Regions from separate parts of the Homo sapiens genome. Here regions 2, 3, 4, 5 and 6 are each linked to region 1. A link is a loop called in an ENCODE intact Hi-C map of the cell type or tissue named here. Cell type or tissue: dorsolateral prefrontal cortex. All regions are shown on one strand.

Region 1 (4,000 bases):
GTCCCTCTGTCTCCAGGAATAAGAATGTTCCTTTCCTCCAGATCAAGGGAGGATACTTTTGGAATTAGGTTCTTATGCTCTGCTTCAGAGAAGTGTGGGAGAAGGTTAGAGAGCAACCTTCCTAGGCTTTATGACCTGCTCTAAGGGAGAAAGGTGAGAAGAAAGTAAGGGCGACTGTCCTGCTTCTTGTTTTTCAAATGCCAAGGTGCCATATTTGGGAGAAGCATATCCTGAACCCATCACAGGTACATGATTACCTGGAATAAGTTCCTGGGAGTTGGGTACCTTCCTTCTTTCGGTGGTTTCATATCTATGGCCACCTTCCACTCCCCAAACACTCCCTACCCTTCCTCCTTTTCCCCCTATACACATACAGAACATTGATCTGCTTCTTCTGAATGTTCCTCAAATATGCCAGTTTTTTTTGTTACCATAACTGACTAATTTTTGCTGAGTGTCATTTCATTCTTCTCTTATGTATAAGTAAAAGATAAGAGATGAACATTTTATTTTCTCTGTTACTAAGTCCATTCCCTTTTGATTCATCACAAGGCAAAATGAATCTCAAAAATCTTAATGAAGTTGGTAGTTCCAGTGCACATTAAGAGAAAATTATCTTACAGAAAAAATACACATCAACTATTTGGTTAACTGATGAGAAACTAAAGGCCAAGTTTGGAAATTGTTCAAGTTTTCTATGAATATTCATAAATAATTAACTTGCATCTCAATTTAGAACCTAACAACAGTTCATTTCAATTTTTAAAAAATATCCGAGTTAATTATATGCTGAGGTCTCCTTGCTGGGTCCTCTCTCCTAGTGGCAATTGAATAACTGCAGTTGGTGACAATAACCCTGTGTTTCTGTGGCGTTCACCACATTGCGGTGTAGCTGGAGGAAGATACATAATGAAACTCTTTGAAGGACAGCTGGCTTCCTAAGGGGTGCTCTCTCCCTTTCCCTACTCCCAATCTTTTCCTATGGGGGTAAATTCCTTTTGTTCACACTTTTTACTGAAAGTGAAAAAAAAAAGTGTGCAAAATAAGAGGCAAGAAGAAAATAACCTGCCCTAAAGTAAATACATGGTGAAAAACGAGATAGGTTTATCCTGTTGGAATTTTCCATGCCTTCAGAAGCAGATGCTTAGTCCTGTGAGGGATGCAGAGATTGCAAGCCTCCCAGGGTAAAAAAATAAAAAGAAAAAGAAGAAAAAGAAAAAAATTCAGGAAGAACTCAGTCTAATCGGACGAAGGGACCCCTGTACTTTGTGAAAGAAGGCTGCATAGAAGAATCAGAGCCCTGGGCTCTCAGAGGGAGGCCATTCGGGGACTGCCCCTTTTGTCTCCTCGCCTTGTATGGGCTGGAGGATGGAAAAATTGTGGACAAAAGGCCCGAGGAGGGCGGAGGGTCGGGTCTGAACTCTCGAGGCACAGCTCTCAGCGTTATTCACCATGCCACGTTTCCGCCAAATGGTCCTGTCCAGTTCCCAGCCCGGGCCGGGTGCCGACGGCGGGGTAACACTGCCATCTAGTGGCCATCTCTCCCCTGCCAGCTGGCTCTCAGTGCCCTCTTGCTGGCTCGGTCGTTCCCTCACTCCCCCTCTCTCCCTTTCTCTCTTGCTCTCTCTCCTACGCCCCTCTCTCTCTTTCTAAAAAAGGTTTTTTATCCCATCAAGGAAAAAAAAAAAAAACCTGGCTCTTGGAAAACAACCAACTCTCTTGGAACTCAGAGATAATAATCAGTTTCTCTGGGCTTGTGAAATTGGCTCATTAAGCGTGCTTTTTAACAGAAAATATTGGAAGCGATTAAGTCTGCTTTACTGAGTGGGCATGAAATGGCCAACCTTCGGCCACCCACAGCTCCTAGGTGCCTGGCGCCGTTTTATGCATGCAGCGTAATGTCTTTACTTGAAGTGCTGTTTATTCATCACCTGCTTATTTATCTCTTTGCATTTGGCAGGCACATCGATCAATGTTAAACTGTCACACAAGGTTATTTTTCTTTTACATAACAGTATAGGCCTAAGGTAGTGGCATATTAAAAGTAATAACTTTCTAACTTGTAGCTCAAGATGACAGCCCCATTTTTACCCGAATATATTACAGCAAGGAATTCCTCATTCCGTTCTCCCTCCCCCTCCCTCTACTTCACTAGTACGCAGCTCTTCCAAGGTCAAAGGCTTCATTCTGTCTAGCCTCCCTCCCACTTTGCATACCACTCAGCTTCCTCTTCACCTCCAGTTATCTCCACCTTTTAGGCTGATCCGCCCACAGAGAACATTCTGTGCACCTGGTGTACACATCTTGCTTGTCCCTCTTTATGATGGCATTTACCCCTTTGCATAAAGATGTGGGGGCCAGCAGATCTCTGGAAAAGAAGTAAAAAACGACTGCATATGATAGTGAGAATCGTGATGGTCTCATTTCCATCTCCACAGACATCTCACTAAATGTAATAGTATATTTGGCTTTAGAGTTATAATAAGCAACAACAACCACAGACCCTATGAAAAGAATCGAAGGAGAAACATCTGAAAGCAACGGTATTGCTCTGAAGCAACTGGTGTGATTTGAGGCTGTTGAGTCCACTTATTTTCTTCCTCCTTTCTTTGGTTTTAGGTTAATTTGTGCCCAGTTTGTGATACTTCCTTTCTTGGCAATAGGCCAAGAAAATTTTCTTAGTGCAAACAGGTTTTCTTTTTCTTTTTCTTTTTTTTCCCTCTCCAGTCCAGCCTAAAAATGCCTACAGATGGGATAGCAAATCTTTTTAGTATCACATTTCAAAGTGGCCCTTAGAATTTCTTCCTGTCCTTGATCTCTCCTTTTGAATTTCAAGTCAGACTTAGATTCTGTTGCTAAATATGTTTCGGACAGTGGTTCTCAGATACAATGCTTTGATAATCTTGTGTACACAGCAATTAAGTGTCTTAGCATAGCAGACCTTGTTGTGGTACAACTATTCTTGTGACCTAAGGTACCACATCCATTCTGATAGTCTGTCTCTGTGCGCACCAAAATAACTCATCTAGAAAGCAGGAGGAGGGAAGTGTAAGTGGTTAAACAAATGTGGTCCAGTAGACTACTGAAGTACCTGCTTTGGAGGCTCACAAGCTTGGCATTGAATCTGGCCCACCTTTTGGATTTGCTTATGCATTCCTATGCATAGAAAGATGGTGGAATACTGATCTATGGTGATGTATTTTATCATGGGTAGCACAGCCCCAGAAAAAAAGCATGTCCATTAAAAAAATGCAGCCCGGCCTGTGTCTATGCTCCTACGATCAATATTTGCATTAAAATGGCTTAAATGTATGTGGCGCAGAAGCTGTCCATTCTTTCAACCTGACCTGCTGCATTGATTAGGGCTAGTGCTAGAGGGAGAAAGAGCAAATCAGGCAAGGAAAAGAATTAAAAGGAAAGATAGAAGAAAATGAAAGCTGTCGCTATGAGTCCTGTAGGAGATATACTTTAAGCCAATCATGGATGCCATCTTTACTCAGCAGCCCACTCTGCAGGAGAATGCACCCTCTCCGTATCTCTCATAGGGCTATTTTGTCTTTTAAAAACCAACAAAAGGATTTCTGGTTGTCTCTAAGACTGGGCAACTCAGCAGCTTGTGATTAAGAACTCAATGTTTCCAGACAGCTCTCTGGATTTAGCTACTTTTCTTACTTGTGTGTGTGTGTGTGTGTGTGTGTGTGTGTATGTGTGCTTCAGCAGTCCATATGTGTGAGCTATACTTTGTTGGGCTAAAAATCTCTTTAAAAAGAATTATAACCACCACTTATTAATTGATCATTTTGTACCACATATTGCTAAGTGCTTTGCAGGGATTGATTGATTGATGGTAGCTATGTGGTATCAATACATTGATTCTTTAAAGCTGCTTTATATACTGGTCATTCTGATCCCATGTTTAGTTGGCATCCAAGGATAGATTTGTAACTAGTCCTAAATCAAACCATCAGTAAAGGGCAGTAGTTCTTCAAATCTGGATCTC
Region 2 (4,000 bases), 370 kb before region 1:
GCAGAGTAGCAACAATACACACATTGATCCAGCAGCATGCTATGTCAGGAAAATAAAAGGCATAAGGGAGATACAGTGTCTTGGCTGAATATACAATCACACCCTTATGGGGAATTTCAGTGTCATACCTTCTCAGCAAGTTGAATAAATTATGATTATGTATTATGTACTATAATAAGTTTGAAAATGTCTATGGTTTATCTGAATTATAAACTTCATAATATGATATTGGCTTTACTAGTCTATAGGTTTACATTATTAATCAAGTCAAAATGAAGATATTAACATATGTAAGAGTCCCCAAAATGTAAATAGAAGTTATGCTTGATTTATTAGCATTATACATGTAAAATAATAATTTTATATGACATCCTATTATAAATATGCATAAGCAGGTATATTCATTATAGATACCTATAATGAATGTATCTGTATATGCATATTGATAAAAAGTTAAAGCAAGTCATATTAGTCTTATCAAAAAACAAATATATAATCATTAGAATTAAAATGTTAGTTTTTTAAAATAGCATCATTACTTTATTACAGTATTCTAATTAGGTAAACTAGTTGGAAAATTAAATACAAAAACTGTTTATACATCACTGTGTTTTGACTTGACCCATATTTCGAAATGTTACATGAAAGTTAATATGGACACATCAATCACTGCAGTAAATAACTGATTTAGTTCTAATATAGATTTATATAAATGTTTTAGTTTTGGGTAAGGGACTAGGATGATCAAAATTCTGAGTGGAGAAATGTTTCATATATGTCAGTATTTACAAATGTAATATGTATTTTTCTGAATCTGCAGGCTAATCTTTCTCAGTATTAAGAACTGATGCCACACTGAATTTAAAGATAGATTTCTATGAATCAGCTAATTTTCCCCTGGCTTTGTACTCTTCTGTTGTGATTTTCCTACTTAAAACTTAGCTTAGCTGCTGCTTTTGCTACCTGTGGATAACTACTGTTGAGCATATCTTGGTATATAATGAAAAACTGGCTATTCTGTGCTCTATGCAATTGACTTTTTCTTAGGCCTGATCAGTGAGAGAATTGTAAAACAGTAACACACCCTGTTCTTAGTCTGACCTAATTTTTATGCTAGCCGAATCCAGGTAATAAAAACTGAATGTAGAATATTAAAAATGTTTATGTGGCTACAAGATTATCTCATATAAATAGCTCATGTAAAAATTTTGTTTCTTAAGAAAGAAAACATACTTCCTCCAAGACAGAAATAAGAGGTATGTTGCTCTCACTTGAAAAATATAAGCCCTATTTGTCCCATTTCATAGTGCTGTTTTACACAGTTAATATCAATCGTACCAAGCTCAGACTACTTCAACATACTTGTACAATGCTAATTTGAAAATATTCTTCCTTGAAAACACTACCACCTAGAATCTAAGCTTTGGAAATACCATGTAAAAGAACAGATATTTCACTTTATATTTTGCACTGTAATTCAAATACATGTCTTTTTACAATGTTACCTTAATGGATTTTATGTGTTAGTTGTTTGGTTTTTTTAAAACATATTTTTCAAACTAAAGAAATTTGCTTTGGTTGTCATGTTGGGTGAATGCCAATCTTCTCTGTGTTGTTAGCTCCCTTTAATGTATCCCTTCAGACCTGGTGCAGTACATGATGAAATACTTGAAAATTTGTACTTTGTTTTAGCAGTCTGCACAGCCACAGGGTCCTTCAGGTTCTGTTCCCAGGGAAGTTTCCCACACAACCACCGCAGCATGCAGTAGCCGAGGATCTCAACGTCACTTCGTCTGGACAAGGCTATAGGAGTAAGCATTAGAGAGAAAGATAAGGGATAAGCAAGTCCTTGAGAAATGGAGAAATCTTTGGTTGAACTACTACTGATGAAATATGAAAAAGCCAAATAGGCAAAATGTTTTATTTGTTCAGCTGGAATAAAACTTAAACGCCCAAGCATTTGGCCCCAGTCCACAGACAGGCAGTGACTGGTTGCTGTTGAAAGTAAGGGTCAGTTTCCTCACCTCCTCCAACTTCATCTTTCCTTAGTCTGGCCTGTCACATGAACTTGATCCCCATGGCCTCTGACATGATCCAGACAACCCATAACCCAGCACCAACACTTTCTCAAAGAGCCAAGCAGTAAAACAAAGAAATAAATGTCTGCAGCTAAATTACTAACATATGTTCCAGGAAGTCCATAGGGTCTGCATTGGTCATGCAGAGACCCTCTGAGTGCAGACTAAACATTGATGGCCTTTCCTGTTCCACTCACACTAGCAGCATTTGAAGTTGGAAGAATATGACAAAACTGCCATCTAGTGTGCAGTATTAAAAAAAGGGTCTTTCTGAAGATTTTTCAATCACATGAAAATACAATAAAAATATATCTACTGCTTTGGATAATTTTACAAATATTATTTTTAGATATAAGCAGCAGCAGGCTAAAATTCTGGTCCCATATCTATATAAAACGGAGGCAATGGTATCAGAGGCTGGGGGGAGAGCCAAATAGAGGCCTTCAAAATTTAGAATAAGATGCCTTTTCCTAAAAAGTACGTTAAAAGCACATTTTCAGGCCCTTGTATCATTTTATATCAACCTATTAAATGCTGTAGTCTAATTTCATAATTTATATATATTTATAAGTACCTTATATAAGAAGATGGACAATGAAACCTAGGAAATGTATGAAATATAACTGATACATATTAACAAACCACTGAAATAATTATTAAAACATCAGCAAATACCCGTAAAATAAACTCATTTTTGTAGTCATTCAAAATTGTTATAAAACAATAGGCTGGTATTTACATTTCTGTCATTACTCGAATGTTCATCTGTGTAGGGATATATAATCTCCTAAGAGCAGTAAGTGGCTGTTAAACCTGCTATAAACAGGTATCCTATTTTATTATCTTTCATGAAATAAACTCTGAAAAGTTACTCAGTGAACTTAGTTTTTAATTTAAAAAGTCATCTACTAAGAACAATGATGCCAACACATCGTAACTACTTTTGGTTACCATGTATAAGTTATTATAAAAGCAGAAGACATGATTAGCTCTTACACTCTAACTGCTATTAGCGTATTGGATTATTAAAGGCCCTTCAATCTAGCAGAATGCTACAGTCCCATGGGTGCCATTTACTTTCTGCACAAGCTTCAACAATGTCCTAATGCAAGACTTGGCTCTCATATTAAAATAAAAACACAATCTCTACCACAGTGTTCTGTAGTGATTTCTTCAGTAATAAATCTCCCATTAATAATGGAATGGTTCCACTTGTACAGATGTGTTCACAAGTCTCCTTTCTATTATGGCAATTCCTGATTACCATCACTTAAAAAATCTCATATCCTCTAATTTTCAAAAAATGATATTCTGGCACAGTGTTTGGATGATATAAGCTACACACAAGAGGCCCTTTGAGGAAAAATAATCAGAATTAAAATAGATTGAACCTTCCTAGCCATTTCCCCCTACCCCCCAATTGAGGGATTAATTGATATGAAGCTGTAAGTAATGACAAGTCATTTAGATTTCTGAAGCCAATCTTTCATAAACTGGTCTTCATTTGAAATAGCCCTTTGAGAGTTAACTTTACTTCACTATTATAGTTTGGTCTTACCTAATTAAAATACATTATCACATTTTTCAATCTTTTATTTTCTTTTTTGCACATCGGTATTAATAACTACCGTTAGGTGAATGTTTTGCCACTGTTTCTGATAAGTCCTGCATAAATGCATGCAGTGATAAAAAGAACACCCAATAGTCACCCTTTCCTTTCCCCACACTGAAGAGTGACTAAAAATGTTTCTGACTACATACCTCTACCTGAAATTCCCTCTCAGAAAAGCAAATTGAAAAGTTTGAATGTTTAGTGAAGTTAAAATCTTAGACTTTGCCAATGATTGTCTTCTTTCCATCTACTGTACACAGAGGAGTAATTTTAATACCTGTTAAATTAATTAAAAACAAATGTTCTAGAT
Region 3 (4,000 bases), 690 kb before region 1:
ACCAATTAGTAGGCCCTGTAGTTATGTAAGCAAGAGATGATAGTGACTCACACACTTCATGCAAGCACTGGAGCCGGTAAGAAGCGGTTAGAGTTTCATATCACTTTTTTACTTTTGTCATATTATGTACATGTCTTATTGCCACTTCTAGACTCTGCACTACTTGAGGCCAGAATTTGTGTTCATTTTTGCATGTCCAATGGGTACTCAATATTTTTAATGAATAAATAAATGAATGGTCACTAGACAAAGAATCTAGCTTATCAATATCTTTGGCACACACCCTGAATTTCAAGGCGTATTTATAAATGGACAATAGCACCACCAAGAGCATCAACTTTGAATAAGGGCAAAAAAAAAAAATGAATAAAATCTACATACTGCAGAACTGATAGCAGAATAATATAAAGGGAAAGATAGCCTTTATTTTACCTGTGTTTTATTTAATTTTTGATGAGTGTTTAGAAGTAATCTATTATATTTTCTCTATGTTCTTCTTGAAGTAAAGTAGTAGCCAAGGGAGAGAGAAATTTCTGTAGCATACAGACAGGTTCACAGTAGGTTTTGTCATGGAAATATTTATCATTATAAGAGCCAGTCAAGTGACATTCCATAATGCTAGCCCTTTCTGTAGTTAACACTGCAGGGAAGAAATCTCTCTCTGTCTTCAAATTCCAGTATAATAATAAAAAAGAAAACAACAAATGCATATAAAATAAATAACTTCTCCAACACATACGTACTCGACATTACAACAGAAAAGTTATGCAATCATTTGCTATTAAATCACAAACTTCCAAAACTTCAAAAGAGCAAGAGGAAAATTCCTTCAGAAAAAAACAAATTACCCATGTATGGATAATGTCCATACATAGTTGCAGAATATAGCTAAAGAAATGTTCTTTTTAAATAAGTGGTCTACATTTTAAAACTGCAACATCCAAATTGGGTATAGAGTTTGAGAAAAAGCTGCTATGTGCAATGTGGAAATAATTTATAAATACTTATAAAACATTCAGGAAGGGAGTAGATTTCAATACCTTTCTTTAATATATAATGTTTTTAAAGAAATCATTACAGTAGCAATGAATCTTTGCGATGGAAGCAGTAGTTTTACAGTTTGGATTCTAGAACCACAAAATTCCTGATCAACTCTGTAATTAGAAGGGAAATTTTCATCTTTCTAAGTTGTGTCTCCTATTTCTCCATTCCCTATTTCTATTTTCTCTAGTAACCATTGAAAAGATCAAGTTCAACTTATGACAAATCTAATTGAAAAATACCAGCCTGAATTGGAGGTTAATGTTTTCAGACAGTGGTTCTGCCATCTAATCATTCCACAAATATTTATTGGGTACTTAATATTTCCTGCCAAAGAGATAAGGTCATTACCTTTAAGAAGTTAAAATTTAATGAGGAAGAGATACAAACACGCAGTAAAATAGTTTGACAGTGCCCTAATAGAGCTATGCTCAAGGTACTACTAGGCCCACTCAGCGTGCTATGGGGACGCAGGGAGGCAGGGAAGGCCTATGGGAGGAGGCGCTGTTTCCACGTTGTGAAGGATGAGCAAAGCTGGTCAGAGAAAACAAAGGGAAAGGGAATCCTCAGCAGAGGGCGCCATGATCATGATCTCATTTTTAGAACTGCCCCAATAGCTGTGGGGAAGACAAAAGTGATAGCAGTAGGCTGGAGGCAGGAGGATCACTCCAGAGGCTTAGAGGAATCCAGGGAGGAAATCATGAGGGTCTGAACGTAGGAAATGGCAGTCGGAAAGGAAACAAGGGGCAAGTTCAAGATATATTTAGGAAATAGACCATAAAAGATGTGGCATTGACTAGTCAGGAAGAATGAAGAGAGGAAGAATGAAGAAGAATGAAGGACAGGGAGGGAGTTAGGAGCTTGAGAGGCTGGATATATGGAGAGCTGAACTCTAAGGGAAGAAATGCAGGAGAAGAAATGGGTGAAACAACAGCAGAGCGGATGTTTTTTGAAACTCAAAAGATTTGTCATGACATGTATTTGACATTATGACTAATTGACAAATATAAACTAGCTGTGGTATGAAGATATTCTACCCACAGAGCCTATTCAGAGTCATGAACATTACAGAGATCACTGAGGAATACTTGAAGAAACTCCTTCCATTCTCCCTGGTCACCAAATGTAAAGTATTGACGAGATAGAGACTAGCAGTCAGTATAGATTTTAGATATTTGTTTAGTGAATATTTACCAATTTTAGAACTTCCATTACACAATCAGAGGCATGGCTTCTGAAAAAAAAATCTTAGCATACTGTATTTTCGTGAACATTAACATATATAATGGAAAGGAGAGTAAAACAATAATTTTTAAAATATTTAACTTTATTTACAAATTAATGGTGACTTTTTCATTTCAGATCTTAAGTGTCAAGTTAATTCACTCATTAAAATTTAGATACATTTTAATACCCTATTATATTTTATTATTCAAGGACTTTCTTACCATACAAAGAAGATGAAATGCTCTTTCAGACCAGTTATCATTTCTGGTTACTATTTCCTTTTTTTCTTGTCTGATTCCAAATGTGCACTGGGAATATCAACAATACCCATGAAATAAATCCCTTCTCAAGCAGGACATTCTGAGTATCTGATTTATCACTCTGCATAGCTCCCATTAAATAATTTCTACAGTTTCAATAATAACCACAACTCTAGAATAATATATACTAGGATGCTCTATTTCAAGATCTGTAAAACTAGACATATATGAGAAAAATTTATAATATTTTAATATATTTCTGGACTCATGAATAATGAGTCATTTTTGTTAGATTATACAAATATGATCCACCAATAAAACATTTCATCTCAAATGTAACCAGATTTTGTCTACCTAGTATAAAGTAAGGAAATCCTGCATACTCCAGCAAAAAAAAAAGAAAAGAAAAAAGCATTCTCTAAATCAGTGTTCAGTGTTTTTCAAATTGCAGATGTGACCTATTTGTAGATCATGAAATCAATTTGGTGAGTTACAACCAGCATTTTTACACAATGGAATAGAATACAAAAGAACAGATATCAGAGTATATTACATTTCATAAGAGTATGTATGGTTTTGTAAAAGTTTGGTATATATGTATGTGCATACTGGGTACTAACATTAAATATTTCTTATCAGGAGTTGCATTTAAAGAAATTTGAAAGCCCCTGGTTTAAGTAACTTTGTCCACAGTATTGCTGAGACTTGTCAGGGGTCTACAGCTCAAATGTGAAATGAAAATAAATTTTAAGAGATGTGAAGATTAACTTTTCTACAACAGTTCTCTGAAACTCAAGCACTCACTTACTTTAAGCTGTCAAATATTTTACAAAATAATACCTAACAAATAGGATCAAAGGTTTCTCCTATACTATGTTTTGTAACTAAGAATATGTGGTCCAATATCACTAAATGACAGATTCTAACTTGCTTGATTGAGCCTTGCTATTTAGTAGTCATTACGGATAGAAGTTTCATTTAGTTGCATTGATCTTGTATTTAACTTTAGAATAAATTCAGAAGCTGAGCCATAAAATGTATGGTATGAATCCTTAACCCATGAGGACCCTTAAAAGGTCAAGAAAGCAACTGTAATTCCCACAAAAAACACACAAATGCATATGTTATCATTATATATAGCCTACACGAATATGCCCCAACATGTTATCATTAGGTATAAACCAGAGAATATTCTACAGTATTTTAATTCTACTATACTTAAATAATACATAAAAGACACAAATACAGTTTTCATTTTTATGCTCCACTGCAATTTTATGAGGTCTAAAAAACATAAAAGTTACATACAAGTCTTTATTTATGCCACCAAGAGTAAGTTTTATCCTTGGAAATGCTTAAAAACTTGGCCTAATACATACTGCCCAGTTATTCCTCATCCTTTGATTCCTTAACCTATATTTTTGTGAATAAATTTTAAGTCAGAAATTACTGATAAAGTATCAGTCATGAGT
Region 4 (4,000 bases), 120 kb before region 1:
TGGGTGTCTTGGAGATTGCATTCCTCTCCTTGTGCAGTGATTAGTTGCCTCTTCGTCACTGGCGACGCTGGCAGCGAGGAGCAGGGCCTTCACCTGCAGGTGTTGCCATGGCAAAGGACACTTGGAATAGATTCAGGCAACATTAAAATGCAAAAGTGAAAATAAGAATAGAGAGAAAATAGAAGCTTGATTCAGGGAGACATTTGAGTGGGTCAAATCGCCTCCCTCACAATAGCCATTGCCAAACTTGAGATCAACCCCACCTTTTCCCTCTTGACTCCTGAGGTTCTCTGAGCTCTGGCTATGAGGTGCAAAAGACGACTTTTTTTTTTTTTTTTTTTTTTTAAACACAGTAAGGTTTACATTATTTTGTTCCTAAGAAATATGATTTGGTTTCTTAATCCAAACAGGGTTAAGAAATTATGAAATGAGAATTGGTTTTTGGATGCTATAAAACAATTCCTTTTTTAAAAAAAATTCAAAAGTTGGCTAGCAAAGTAGCTCGTTTTATTGGCTCTGGATTTTTCTCTCATTACCACCTTCTTTAACATCCACGTGGCTTATCAAGGAAGCCAAACCACATTTTTCCTGTGTCATCCCAAGAGACTTTGCCTTAACTTTCACTTGGTTTTCACATTGAATTAAGCGTTTTCTTTCTTACCACTTCTGTATATTTATCTATTATTCAGAATAGTCGGGTTTATTTACTAAGCTTCCCTAGAACTTGAAGATATTTATGGTCAGAATTCCTGTAAGTTATTATTCTCTAAGTCAGAAAATCATCTATGTCTCTAAATATTTTAAGAATTCCGAGTTAAAGCCAGTGGCAGATTCCCTTTTTACACTCTGACTTGTTGATTTGCTTTGTTATCTAGGTAGTGATGGTTAATAATAACATAGTAGTAATAAATATTTACTGACTGTATAACCAGTTACATTAGAATTCTTGGGGATGGGCCTAGGTATAGGTGCAATCTCAGTGCTCCCCAGGGTTAAGGAACTGTGTGGTGGAGGTTCATGGGATGATTGGGAAGGTAATGCCTGTTCCATGGTGGATACTTGAGCCACATTGGTTTGCTGAATTGCTTATGAGTTATTGTAAAAAAAAAAATGTACCTTGCCTTTGGTTACCCCTTCTCTTTACAAGGGCAGGGTAAAATATGGGGCTCAGCTAGGCTGTGGGAATAGGGAATGGTGTGGGAGAAGCTTGGGCCTAGGAGCAACATCTGTGGGACTCTTCCTTCTATGCCCTTCTGAATCTATTGAGAAGGATCAGCTAACTCTTTGGTGCTATGCTATTAGAAACCCGGAATTAAAATAGAATATTTCTTAAAATGGAAGGGCTTGCAGTTAACTCAGGTCTGTACAGTGAGGCCCCATTGTTGGTAAGCACTTGGGCAGGGAGGAACCATCTTCTGGATATTGGAGTTATCTGCATGCTCTATGGATTTTCATTTCATATCATTTCTGTGTTTCCTGTAAAAATGAAGAGAAAGTTTCTTCACTGTGAACCTTCTCTTATGTGATCTAGGGTACAATTAACCCTACTCAGCTTTCATCTTGAAAATCGATTCAAGTAAACAAATGACATTTCTTAAGAAAGGTCAGTGGGGAGGTTTTACTGTAACATCTATTCTAAGCTGGAACCTGGGAAGTCCTCACAGGTCCCACAACAAGAAAATTTCATTTAAATGGACTAGGAGAAAAAGGGCAGAAAGAAGAATGAAGAGGGCCTAATACTGAACTGTAGTTCTCCTACATCCAGAGGTTAATAAAGTTCCTAAGTTTGCTATGTACAAAGAAAATTGCCTCCAAAATAACTAGTAATACTAGCATTCTCTGACCGTTTGAAGGTCAATATAGTAAAATACTTTTCTGAATCTGCTGTCTACCTCGAAAAAGGTATGTACAAAGATTGCACCAGATTTTCTGAATATTCTGGACAAATTCTGATCTGGTTGTACAGTTTAACCAATTGTCAGTATGCCAATACCCTATGCGTGAAGCTGAGGCACCAGAATGATTTGCTGTCTACTCAACATCTCCCTTATTCCACACTATAAGTAGGTCCCAGAAGTTCTTTGATGGGACAAAAAGAATTAATGCCAAAGTTGAATGAGTTACAGCCGCTACCACCTAATTAAAATGATTTTGTGCCAGTTGCTTTTGTTGGGCAAGATCCACACATAATATAATTTTAATCCTGTTTATATGCACTCTTGGGATAGATTTGAGATCAGCATTGCCATTTAAGTGAGGTTAATCAAGCATACTGTATGCAGCTTTTGTTTCTCCACTGTATGTGAAAGGTGACCATTGCTGACAGGTTACCCAACTGGCCGCTTACTCTATTAACAAGAAGGAGGTGGTTTTCAGTGTCTGGTCATTAACCTAGCCTCAGCCCCAGTGACTCTTTTCGCCTAGTCCTTGGAATAGTGCAGCTGTTGTCAGTCGCAGAGGAGAACTCTAGTTATGAACCGCTTTGCTTTGGCTGCAGCGACATGCCTCTACACAAGGAGGGGGGGAGGGAGAAAAAAAGAAAAAAAAATACAACTCCCCTAAAAAGCAAACACCGTTTTTTTTTGTATGCCTGGCTCTGTTTATGTATATAAAATGGACATTATGGTGGAGTGAAAAAGACCCTCGTAAAAATCCTTCTTGAAAACTATTGTTGCTGACAGCCATGACCTCTGTGAGTCTGCATGTTTACCCATAATTCATAATTAACAAAGACATTAGAACTGCCACAGGAGAATTCTGGGCTTTATTTCTTTCTAACTGGGCAGTACTAATGCTGGAAGTGCTCCCAAATCAGTGATTTAACATTTCAGGAAATCTTGGAGAGGCAGCAGAAGCCTCCTTATATAGCTCATACGCTGGGACTTTGGTGATACAGATACGGCCGAGATAATTATTCAGCTCTCGTTATTGCTGTAGCTCTGCACCTGATCCCCGAGCCATTAGAGCACTCTGCAGGTTATTACAACTATCAAACATCAAGGTCTCTTTTCTAGTCTCTTGACTATGTGGTTATCATTTTACTTCTTTTAAATCCCCCATCTGCATAGAAAGCCTCTGTGTTTTTTACAGAGATCTGCTCACAGCCTTTCCCCCACCCTTTCTTTATTGCTCCCTAAATGGAGTCCTTTTCTTACTAGCACATTAGCATAAAAATATAAACCTCATGCTTCTCCACTTGTATTGTTTTTATACCCTCTCTCTTGTTTGATTTCCTCTTTGAGGCTGTGCACACCTACACTTTAATTTGGGCAGCCAATGAGTCAGTGGAAGAGAATTCTCTTGAGCTCAAGGAAACCATGATAATATAATTTCTGATGATGGGTGTTATCAGTGGCCATGTTTAACCTTTTCCTTAGTTGAAGGCCCTCTTGACTTTATTGGGTGTTTCTACCTATTGCTGCTGTATCATAGATTATGCCCCGAACCAGCAAATTGCAAGAGAATATAATGACAACTTGCCAAAAAAAAAAAAAAAAAAAAAGAAAAGAAGAAGGGGGGAGGATTTTGTATTGTGGATGTACTTAATAATTCATTAGTTTTTTTTATCTCTTTCCCAGAAAGTGTACCTTTCTTGAAATTTAATAGGAAACTGTCTTTTTGATGACATGTATTTTCAGTTTTGGTCACAATCTAGTCCTGTAATAAGTTTGCTTCCATTACTTTTCTAAACAAACTATAAGATATTAAAACCAGACAGCTCTGAATATTCTGAGCACTGTGTCAGCTATCTAGGGATAGGCAGTCACTTATGATACATAAAGATAATAATACAAATTAAGAGTCTGAAGCAAGTCTCTTTGGACTGCATCTTAAATGAAAGCAAGTTGTTGTTTCTGAATGTTTTACACAGACTTGCTTCTCTTCAAAACCTTTATTTAACATGATCTCCACCAAACACCTGTAATAAAAAAAAGGCACTCCACCCGCTGCAGGCCTATATATAGAAAAAGCTAATCCACAAGGGGTGAGGGGCAGTCAC
Region 5 (4,000 bases), 150 kb before region 1:
GACTGTTTCTTAGAGCCTGTATTGATGAAATGATCTTCTGTACTTGGATTATCATGTTCTGACTTTGTTAGATCATCTTTGGCCCTGACTCCCTGTCACACCAGGCATAGCACAGAAAAAGAAATCGAGACATTCGCCAGGAGATGGAGAGATTACATTTACCTGAGTGTAGCAAGGAAGGCTTATTGGAAGCAGAGAGATTTGACTTGGCTCTTGAAGGATGAGAAGAATATGGATAGAGTCAGTGAGAAGCATCTTGTAGGATGAAGGAAATAGCATACTTTCCCCATGAGGACAATCAGAGAAGTAGGATTCTGGATGGAAGTTGTGAACTGAAGCGTGTGAATAGCCAGGGTTGGAGGGAGTTTAGGATGTTTGAAGTGGTTGTAGTTGCTCTGTTTGGAAATGCTAGTTGTTTATTTGAGCTGAGGGAGATTATGACAAAAAGCTTTTTGAAAACAATGAATCTGGCAGAGCATAGGGTGAGTTGGAGTTGAGAGATAGAAGACTATTGTGACAGTCATTGGAGATGTTCCAACATAGGCTAGTGACAACTTTGCAAATGTTAAGGGAGAATGAAGCATTAAACATGGAGTAGATGGAATTTTAAAGTCCCTTCCAGCCATAAGTTACAGAAGTAGAGTAGAATACTAGGCTATGAAGTCACATTGTCTAATTTGCATGCTGGTTCCACCACTACTGACTATCACCTTGGGTGAATTACTTAGTTCTAAAAGTCCTCAGCTGGGTGCAGTGGCTCACGCCTATAATCCCAGCACTTTGGGAGGCAGAGGCGGGAGGATCACGAGGTCAGGAGTTCAAGACCAGCCTGGTCAACATAGTGAAATCCCGTCTCTACTAAAAATACAAAAAAAAATTAGCCGCACGTGGTGGTGGGCACCTGTAGTCCCAGCTACTTGGGAGGCTGAGGCAGGATAATCGCTTGAACCTGGGAGGTGGAGGTTGCAGTGAGCCGAGATCGCGCCACTGCACTCCAGCCTGGGTGACACAGCAAGACTCTGTCTCAAAAAAATAAAAATAATAATAAAAAAAGTCCTCCATGGCTTTTCTCATCTGTAAAACAGGAAAACTTTTAGAATTTATTTCATCATATTTGTGTAAGATTTAAACAGTGTACATATGTGAAGCCCTTAGCATAAGACATCACACAGATAAGACCTCAATACATGTTTGCCTGCACTGTGCAGTTTATAGACATTGAGGTTTTAAACTGTGTTAATACAAAGGGGAGAAAATGGGCTAGGTGGAAAAAACAGCGCTGAGGTAAAATTCACAGGATTTGTAACTCATTAAATGCAGATCAAAGTGAGGCAGAGGACCAGGAGAAATTAACAAAAACTCAACATTGTAAGTAAGAGTGCTTAACTATGACGATTAGATTCCTTCTTTTCAAAATTAGAAAGGGAGGCCCCACCCCCATAATATTTTCCTTTTCTAATTGACATAGTTAAAACATATAACTTAAATTTATGAATTCAGAATACATTTTTTCGTGAACAGAATTGTTTATAAATTGCCTGCTTCTATTTTGGGGAAAAAATAAGGCATTTGACTTTTTCCCATCTGAGTAACAAATCTTAGACAAAAGTGATCTTCCCCACATTCCTATGGACACTGAACAAGCATTCAGTACTTAGTGCAACAGCATAGACTAGTGGTAGGAAGGAAGATTGTAATGAGGACGCCCAGACACTACTTTTTATCTTATCCAGGGCACATTTTAGTTTTAAGCTACACTTAGAACAAAATTATCTATAGCTGTAGTAACAGACTATTTGACAAAATAAAACTGGTTTAAGGTAATTTTAAGTACCTCGTGGCTTGTTTACTAATTACTAGAATCTTTGAGAAGTACTTATTTCTTTCTCTTTTGACTGCTGTAAGGAATAATCACATATTCAAATGTTTTTTAAAAAGTATTTCCTTTCCTTCAGTTGAAGACTTCAGCTATTTTAAATAAATTATGTCTCAAGAATATTAGTTTAATTTGTATCATGGGGGCTAATGGTATTAATTTTCCTGCATCAATTTTTTTTATCCAGATAGGTGCTATATATCAACACTTACGTACACTAGGAACACTATAGAGGCAAATAAAATTAATTCAGAATCAGATCCTGAATTTAGAATTGTATAATCAAACATGTATACAACTTATAGAATATGGAAAAATATGCTGTATTACCAATATGGACCAAAGAATAAATGCTGTATTACCAATATGGACAAAATAAATAAATGCTATATTACCAATCTAAAGAGCCATGGAAGCAGAGAGGATAGAGGGATTAAACTCCTTTGAGAAAAAAAAATCCTTGCAGGATTTTGTACTTAGGATATTGCCCAGCACAGACTGGACATTCAGTAAACATTTGCTTAATAAATGAATGATCTATAAATGATCTCCCAAATCTTTGGGGTTATAAACATAACCGTTGTTTTATGACTTCTCATGGATTCCTGTGGGTTGGAATTTGGGAATGGTCTGAGCTGGGTGGTCTTTCCTAGTGTTGTGGCCAGTTGTTTGCTACAGCTAGTGCTAGAGCTGGAGGATGGGAGGTCGAAGCAGCTGGAGGCTGCCATCATCTCTCACTCTTTGTGTAGCCTCATGGCCTCTCCATGCAGCTTCTTCTTTTGGGTGGGTTTAGTCTGCCTTACAGCATGGTGGCCTCAATGCAGTCAGACTTCTTGCAAGCTTTCAGGAACAAGTATTTTAGCCAACAAAGCAGAAGCTTCTTGGTCATTAATGACCTAGACACAAAAAGTCAATAACATCATTTCTGCCATACACTGTTAGTCAAAATAGTCACAAAGCCAGCCCATTTTTAAGGTAGGAAACACAGACCATTTCTTCATGGGAATAGTGTCCAAGTCACATTTAAGAAGGGTATGTGAGATGGAGGTATTGTTGTGACTGCCTGTGGAAAACAGAATCAGCAGAGTGATTTCAATGTTCATTTTTAAGCCACGTAATGAGTGTTTCTTACACCTTTTTGTCTTTTTTTTTTTTTAACAGAATATGTCATAAAACTCTAACAAAAATTTGGAAGTGGATTTGGAATCAGAAGTCAGAGTAGATTATTTATGAACTCTCCAATTTCTACCCAGTTTTGTGTAGTGTTTCTTTAAAATTTCTAACTTTTTTAATATGTAAAGTCTTGATTTAGGCTGTGTCTATGTGACTGTGTGCTAAACAACTGCAAATAAAACAACCTGTCTAATTAGGTCACTACCATGATAAAAAAAATTAATCTATCAAATTTACTGTTTGGCATGACATAATAAGAAAAACAACAAACCAGAGAAACAAACTGAAACAAAGAAAAACAAACACACATACACAATACCCCCAAGCAAATCAAGACAAACACTTATCTCATGTGTAATTTACTTAACTCTTCATTTGTCAACATGTTTCTTTGATATGGCATAGAACACAAAATCTTATTTGACAAATAATGTGTCTCAGATTTTAGCAAAATTTTTCATCAGAGTTACAACTCAATAGATTGTGTTTTACTTTGCATGCAAAGAATCTCTTAATTCCAAGAGCTTTATGACATACAGAAAAATATTTCAGGCCAATATGATACCAGTTGGTGCACCAGGCAGACTAAGATAACTTATCACCTCTGTTCCACTTTGGATATACCTATACCAAGAGACAGTAGAAACATCAAAAAGCCAACTACTAGAAACTGTAATACCTCTAATGACTAAAAGCATGGTAGTAATTGTCTTTTGTCCATCTGATCATGGAAGTCATTCAATGGAAAATGTGAAATAACAGATGTTTCAGCAATGTCCCCTGATTTCTAGATTTTGCAGCTCACAAGGGAAATGTCAAACACTACATGCATATTATTATTTTTTAATGAGAAAAGTGAACTCCGTGATACTCTTTGGAAAATAAAAAAAATCATTATTGAAAAAAACTTACTTTTAATATTTCCTTTTTTTTTTTTTTTTTTTTTTTTGA
Region 6 (4,000 bases), 790 kb before region 1:
ATCAAATGAAGAGTGTACTGGAAATCAAGATGATCTTTAAAATAAGTTACTGCTTTTTATTTTTCCTTAACTGTCAATGTAGTTTCATCAGTTGTAACAAATATACCACTTCAGTGGGGAATGTTGATAATGGGGGAAGCTATGCATGTGTTAGGGCAAGGGGGTATATGGGAAATCTCTATACATCTCAATTTTGCTGTGAACCTAAAACTGCTCTAAACACTAATTAATTAATTTAGCTTTGGTATGTTATAACCGGGAATCTAACAGGATGTGGAAGAAGCTAGAGCTATGGGGGAAAAAATCTTGATTTGTGGAAATACCCTAGGCTTCTAGCCTGTCCCTCACCAGAAATGTTTTTATATAAAATATTAGAAAGAAGAAACTGTCAGACTAACTTGAAAAGGAGAGAGGATGAGAAGAGATGCTACCAAAATTCAGCTACAGCTTGAAGCCTGTGTGTGTATATGTGCTGGAAGTTAAGGTAATAATTCCCTAGAACCTATTCAGCAAATATTGGTGATTAGGACCTTTCATTCATCTGTCTACTACCTTCTTGAGTAAATGTACAGCATAAACTCCTTCCAATAGAGGCCCATCTCCATCCCCTAATGATCAACCCCTGATACAAAAGGGTGTTGCTTCTAATACTCCTGTAAGAAAATGTAAAATTTTCTTTTTTTGTTTTAGATGTAGAACTAGCCATATCTTTAGAGTAACTACCTGAAAATCAGACCAAAAAGCAGAAGTACTAACTCAATCTCCAATGTCACATAATAAATTTAACCAAAAATTTTGTAAAACTTTGACAAAAAACATGCATTAGAAAACAATAAACATTACGAAACTTACTACCTCCTAAGCTCAAAACAGATGTAGAACCTGTGAACTAATCATTTGACAGAAGTATCTTGAAAAAAAGCACATGTAACTGATGTCATCTTGCAAATATCAACTATTGGTCACAGTTCCTAATACAGCCAAATCAGGCCATTCCTATCACAACATAGTTAAAACATAAATTATTTTAATAAATTGATGAACCACTCTCAAAAATAATGCTTGTGCACAAACCTGGGAAACTGCTTTCGCTGGCTGTAAAGAAAAGGATCCCGAAGTTACTGCACTGAATAATTGCACTAAGATATATTAGAGGTCTGGCCAAGCACAGTGGCTCACGCCTGTCATCGCAGCACTTTGGAAGGCCAAGTCAGGCAGATTGCTTGAGCCCATGTGTTCAGGACCAGCCTGGGCAACATGGCGAAACCCTGTCTCTACAAAAAATACAAAAAATGAGACAGGCATGGTGGCGTATGCCTGTAGACCCAGCTACCCGGGAGGCTGAGGTGGGAGAATTACTTCAGCCAGGGAGGTGGAGGCTGCAGTGAGCTATGATCACACCACTGCACTCCAGCCTGGGCAACAGAGGGAAACCCTGTCTCAAAAAAAAAAGAAAAGAAAAGAAAAGAAAAAAAGATGCATTACAGGTCACATGCTTCTCCAAGGGGAAGGGTCTGTGGTGTGGATAAGAAATTGGTGGAGGCCAGGCAAGGTGTCTCATGCCTGTAATCCCAGTACTTTGGGAGGCTGAGGCGGGCAGATCATTTGAGGTCAGGAGTTCAAGACCAGCCTGGCCAACATGGTGAAACCTCGTCTCTACTAAAAAATATGAAAATTAGCCGGGCATGGTGGCACGTGCCTGTAATCCCAGCTACTTGGGAGGCTGAGGCAGGAGAATCTCTTGAACCTGGAAAGCTGAGATTGCAGTGAGCCAAGACCATGCCATTGCACACTCCATCCTAGGTGAAAGAGTGAGACTCTGTCAAAAAAAAAAAAACAAAGGAAAGAGAGAGAAAGAAAGAAGGAGAAAGAAAGAAAAAAGGAAAGAAAGAGAAAAAGAAAGAAAGAAAGAAAGAAAGAAAGAAAGAAAGAAAGAAAGAAAGAAAGAAAGAAAGAAAGAAAGAAATTGGTGGAAAGAGTCTTATCCTAGGGTAGGAACTTCCAGTAGAAAAAAAAAAAGGAAAAAGTGTTATAACGACTTTCTATATAAAGTATCAAATGTCTTGCCCAAAATTGTCCTCTTTCCTCCATTCCCAAGAAGTCATAGAGAGAAAAGCTTGTCTTGTTTCTACCTTCACAAACCTAAGTGTCAAAAGGATACACATTCACCAAGTCCATGAAGGACCTGCAGGAGGCAGCCCTGACCAAGCCCCAGTGGTGACAGCAAGCAGCTGCTTTTTCTCTCTACTTTAGGCACTCACTCCGCTTTTCCTACAAGAATAAAAGCAACCAGAAGTGTTAAGTCTTCTTCTTGCCCTCTCTACTATCTGCACAAGAAACTCTGGAGTCTTTTCAAAGAGGTACTATGAATACTTATGTGACAATATGGAGCTTCTTTACCCTTTTTCACCTGCCACTTTTCTTCCTCACATAGTCGCCTTCTCAGGAGGAAGCTATTGGTGAGACCCAAAAAAGACAGAGAATCTGTTAGTATAATAAAGTATAATAACTCAGACCACAAGAGGTGGTAAGAATTCCTAAGATAGAGAAAGAGACAGAGAGAAAGTTCAAGCACCTGAAAGGATGCAGATAACATGCAAAGGCTAATGAGCTCAGGGCCTGCTGCTGCCATTCAGATGCATCTAGAAGGAAGATCACAAACTTATTGACTAAGAAGCAGAGCTCTGGAAAGATGCAAAAATGTGAACAAGACTTTGGAAAAAAAGGGGGAAAAGGAAGGAGAAGGAGGCCCCTGATGCCCATATGATGTGTATGGACTGATGGCTGATTCCTTGGAAAAAAGTAAAGTTTGATGCAACAAATTCTGTATTTGTCTATGTTTTTGACTATGTAATGGTAAGACTTTTTTTTTCCTGATAATGGACTATTTACCCCTCACAGGCCAAACTTAAGTGTTGCACTTAGAAATAAGTCCCTGAAACCTCTCTTGCTCCCTTCTAAAGAGAATGTGGGAGGGGTGGGGAGCAGAGCTTTCTCTCTTCGTTTTCAAGGAGCATTCCTTCCTTAACTCAGGGAGAAGTTGACTGTGTGTTACAAGTCCTTAATTTGGGTATGCTTATCTTGCAATTAACAGCATAGGTTAGAAAGGAATCAGAGTAAAGCTGTCTGCATAGGCAAAAGGAAAGTCCTAGAAATTGATGTACTAGGGAGGACTTCTGAGATTCTTTATGCCAAGTCTGCATAGTGGCTAATCATAGGTAGGGAAGAAGCGAAGGTCATAGGTAGTAAATTGACCTCATACCTAAAAGAGCCATGGTGGTCAGAGTCAGGGAAGAATCTGGGGAAAACAGAATCTGTAGCAAAAAGAATCTGCAGCAAAAAGTAATTCATGTCAGAATCAGACATCTGAGCCAAGATTTTCTTTTTTAAGTCAAACACAATTGTTATAGAAGAAAAATGACTCATTCACAAGTCTTCAAGGGCAGGAACACAGAGCCAGGTCACAACCAACAGAACAATAATATCTACATATATGCAGGTTTTAATAGCAAAAGCTGAAAGAATAAAACCTGCAAAAACTTACATAGGTACTGTTCTAGGATTTATTATGTAAAGACATATCACAGTGCAAAGAAAGTACCAAACTCCACAAGCTTTGTACTGGTAATAACAAGCTTTGTACTGGTAAAAGGAAAAGATTATAATTGGACATTAATTGATATACACTAAATAGAGAAAATCAAGCACTCAAATTTCTATCGACATGCAAATGTTAAATTAGGGAAAAAAATAAACAGCCAATTCCCTGGACTTGGATTGATACAGATGACAAGTCTATTAAAGCAAACTGAATGAGGACCCTCTAGGTGATAATGATCATTAGGTATGTAGACAATGTCTAAAATGAAAGAGAAAAAAAGCTGAAAAAGATCTAAGACAGTGAAACACTGAAAATCAAATTATAACTGTTAGAGAAAGGAATGAAAACTGAAATTTAGCTGTATCAAAATCATTCCAGGTTACCTACGAATGACTGTTC

Evidence for each region. Peaks named below come from ENCODE experiments on the same cell type or tissue, not always from the same donor. Only the 100,000 strongest peaks of a DNase experiment are listed, where the experiment ranks them.
Region 2: a loop joins it to region 1, with 5 times the contacts of the local background. A loop is called at or near these places in 10 of 110 quality-filtered maps.
Region 3: it touches region 1 in a loop (8-fold over the local background); 45 of 110 quality-filtered maps call a loop at or near these places.
Region 4: it touches region 1 in a loop (3-fold over the local background); 7 of 110 quality-filtered maps call a loop at or near these places.
Region 5: it touches region 1 in a loop (3.0-fold over the local background); 18 of 110 quality-filtered maps call a loop at or near these places.
Region 6: it touches region 1 in a loop (2.7-fold over the local background); 10 of 110 quality-filtered maps call a loop at or near these places.

Annotation. Positions count from the first base shown.
Region 1 is chr2:57,757,540-57,761,539 of GRCh38, reverse strand. No RefSeq gene overlaps it. Among named protein-coding and RNA genes, the nearest start is that of VRK2, 290 kb to the left of the region's middle. RefSeq lists a silencer at 1-80 and an enhancer at 1,352-1,646. In dorsolateral prefrontal cortex, a CTCF peak has its summit at 1,525 (motif pointing left); a DNase peak (open chromatin) is centred at 1,499; H3K4me3 peaks cover 1,594 bases; H3K27ac peaks cover 1,010 bases.
Region 2 is chr2:58,129,611-58,133,610 of GRCh38, reverse strand. It overlaps VRK2 (VRK serine/threonine kinase 2), which reads right to left. Exons shown (of 13, transcript NM_006296.7): 9 at 1,683-1,803. Among named protein-coding and RNA genes, the nearest start is that of VRK2, 85 kb to the right of the region's middle. In dorsolateral prefrontal cortex, CTCF peaks have their summits at 2,128 and 2,328 (motif pointing left); no DNase peak of the experiment used is centred here; H3K27ac peaks cover 2,670 bases.
Region 3 is chr2:58,445,816-58,449,815 of GRCh38, reverse strand. No RefSeq gene overlaps it. Among named protein-coding and RNA genes, the nearest start is that of LINC01122, 73 kb to the left of the region's middle. In dorsolateral prefrontal cortex, CTCF peaks have their summits at 321, 1,365 and 1,576 (motif pointing right); a DNase peak (open chromatin) is centred at 1,575; H3K27ac peaks cover 2,403 bases.
Region 4 is chr2:57,877,220-57,881,219 of GRCh38, reverse strand. No RefSeq gene overlaps it. Among named protein-coding and RNA genes, the nearest start is that of VRK2, 170 kb to the left of the region's middle. RefSeq lists silencers at 480-680, 2,928-3,007. In dorsolateral prefrontal cortex, no CTCF peak of the experiment used is centred here; a DNase peak (open chromatin) is centred at 2,430; H3K4me3 peaks cover 1,892 bases; H3K27ac peaks cover 2,646 bases.
Region 5 is chr2:57,904,002-57,908,001 of GRCh38, reverse strand. It overlaps a transcript of VRK2 not described here. Among named protein-coding and RNA genes, the nearest start is that of VRK2, 140 kb to the left of the region's middle. In dorsolateral prefrontal cortex, CTCF peaks have their summits at 1,483 and 1,684; no DNase peak of the experiment used is centred here; H3K4me3 peaks cover 815 bases; H3K27ac peaks cover 1,566 bases.
Region 6 is chr2:58,552,332-58,556,331 of GRCh38, reverse strand. All of the region lies in intron 1 of LINC01122 (long intergenic non-protein coding RNA 1122), which reads right to left. Among named protein-coding and RNA genes, the nearest start is that of LINC01122, 34 kb to the right of the region's middle. RefSeq lists enhancers at 888-1,388, 1,389-1,889. In dorsolateral prefrontal cortex, a CTCF peak has its summit at 2,182 (motif pointing right); a DNase peak (open chromatin) is centred at 2,201.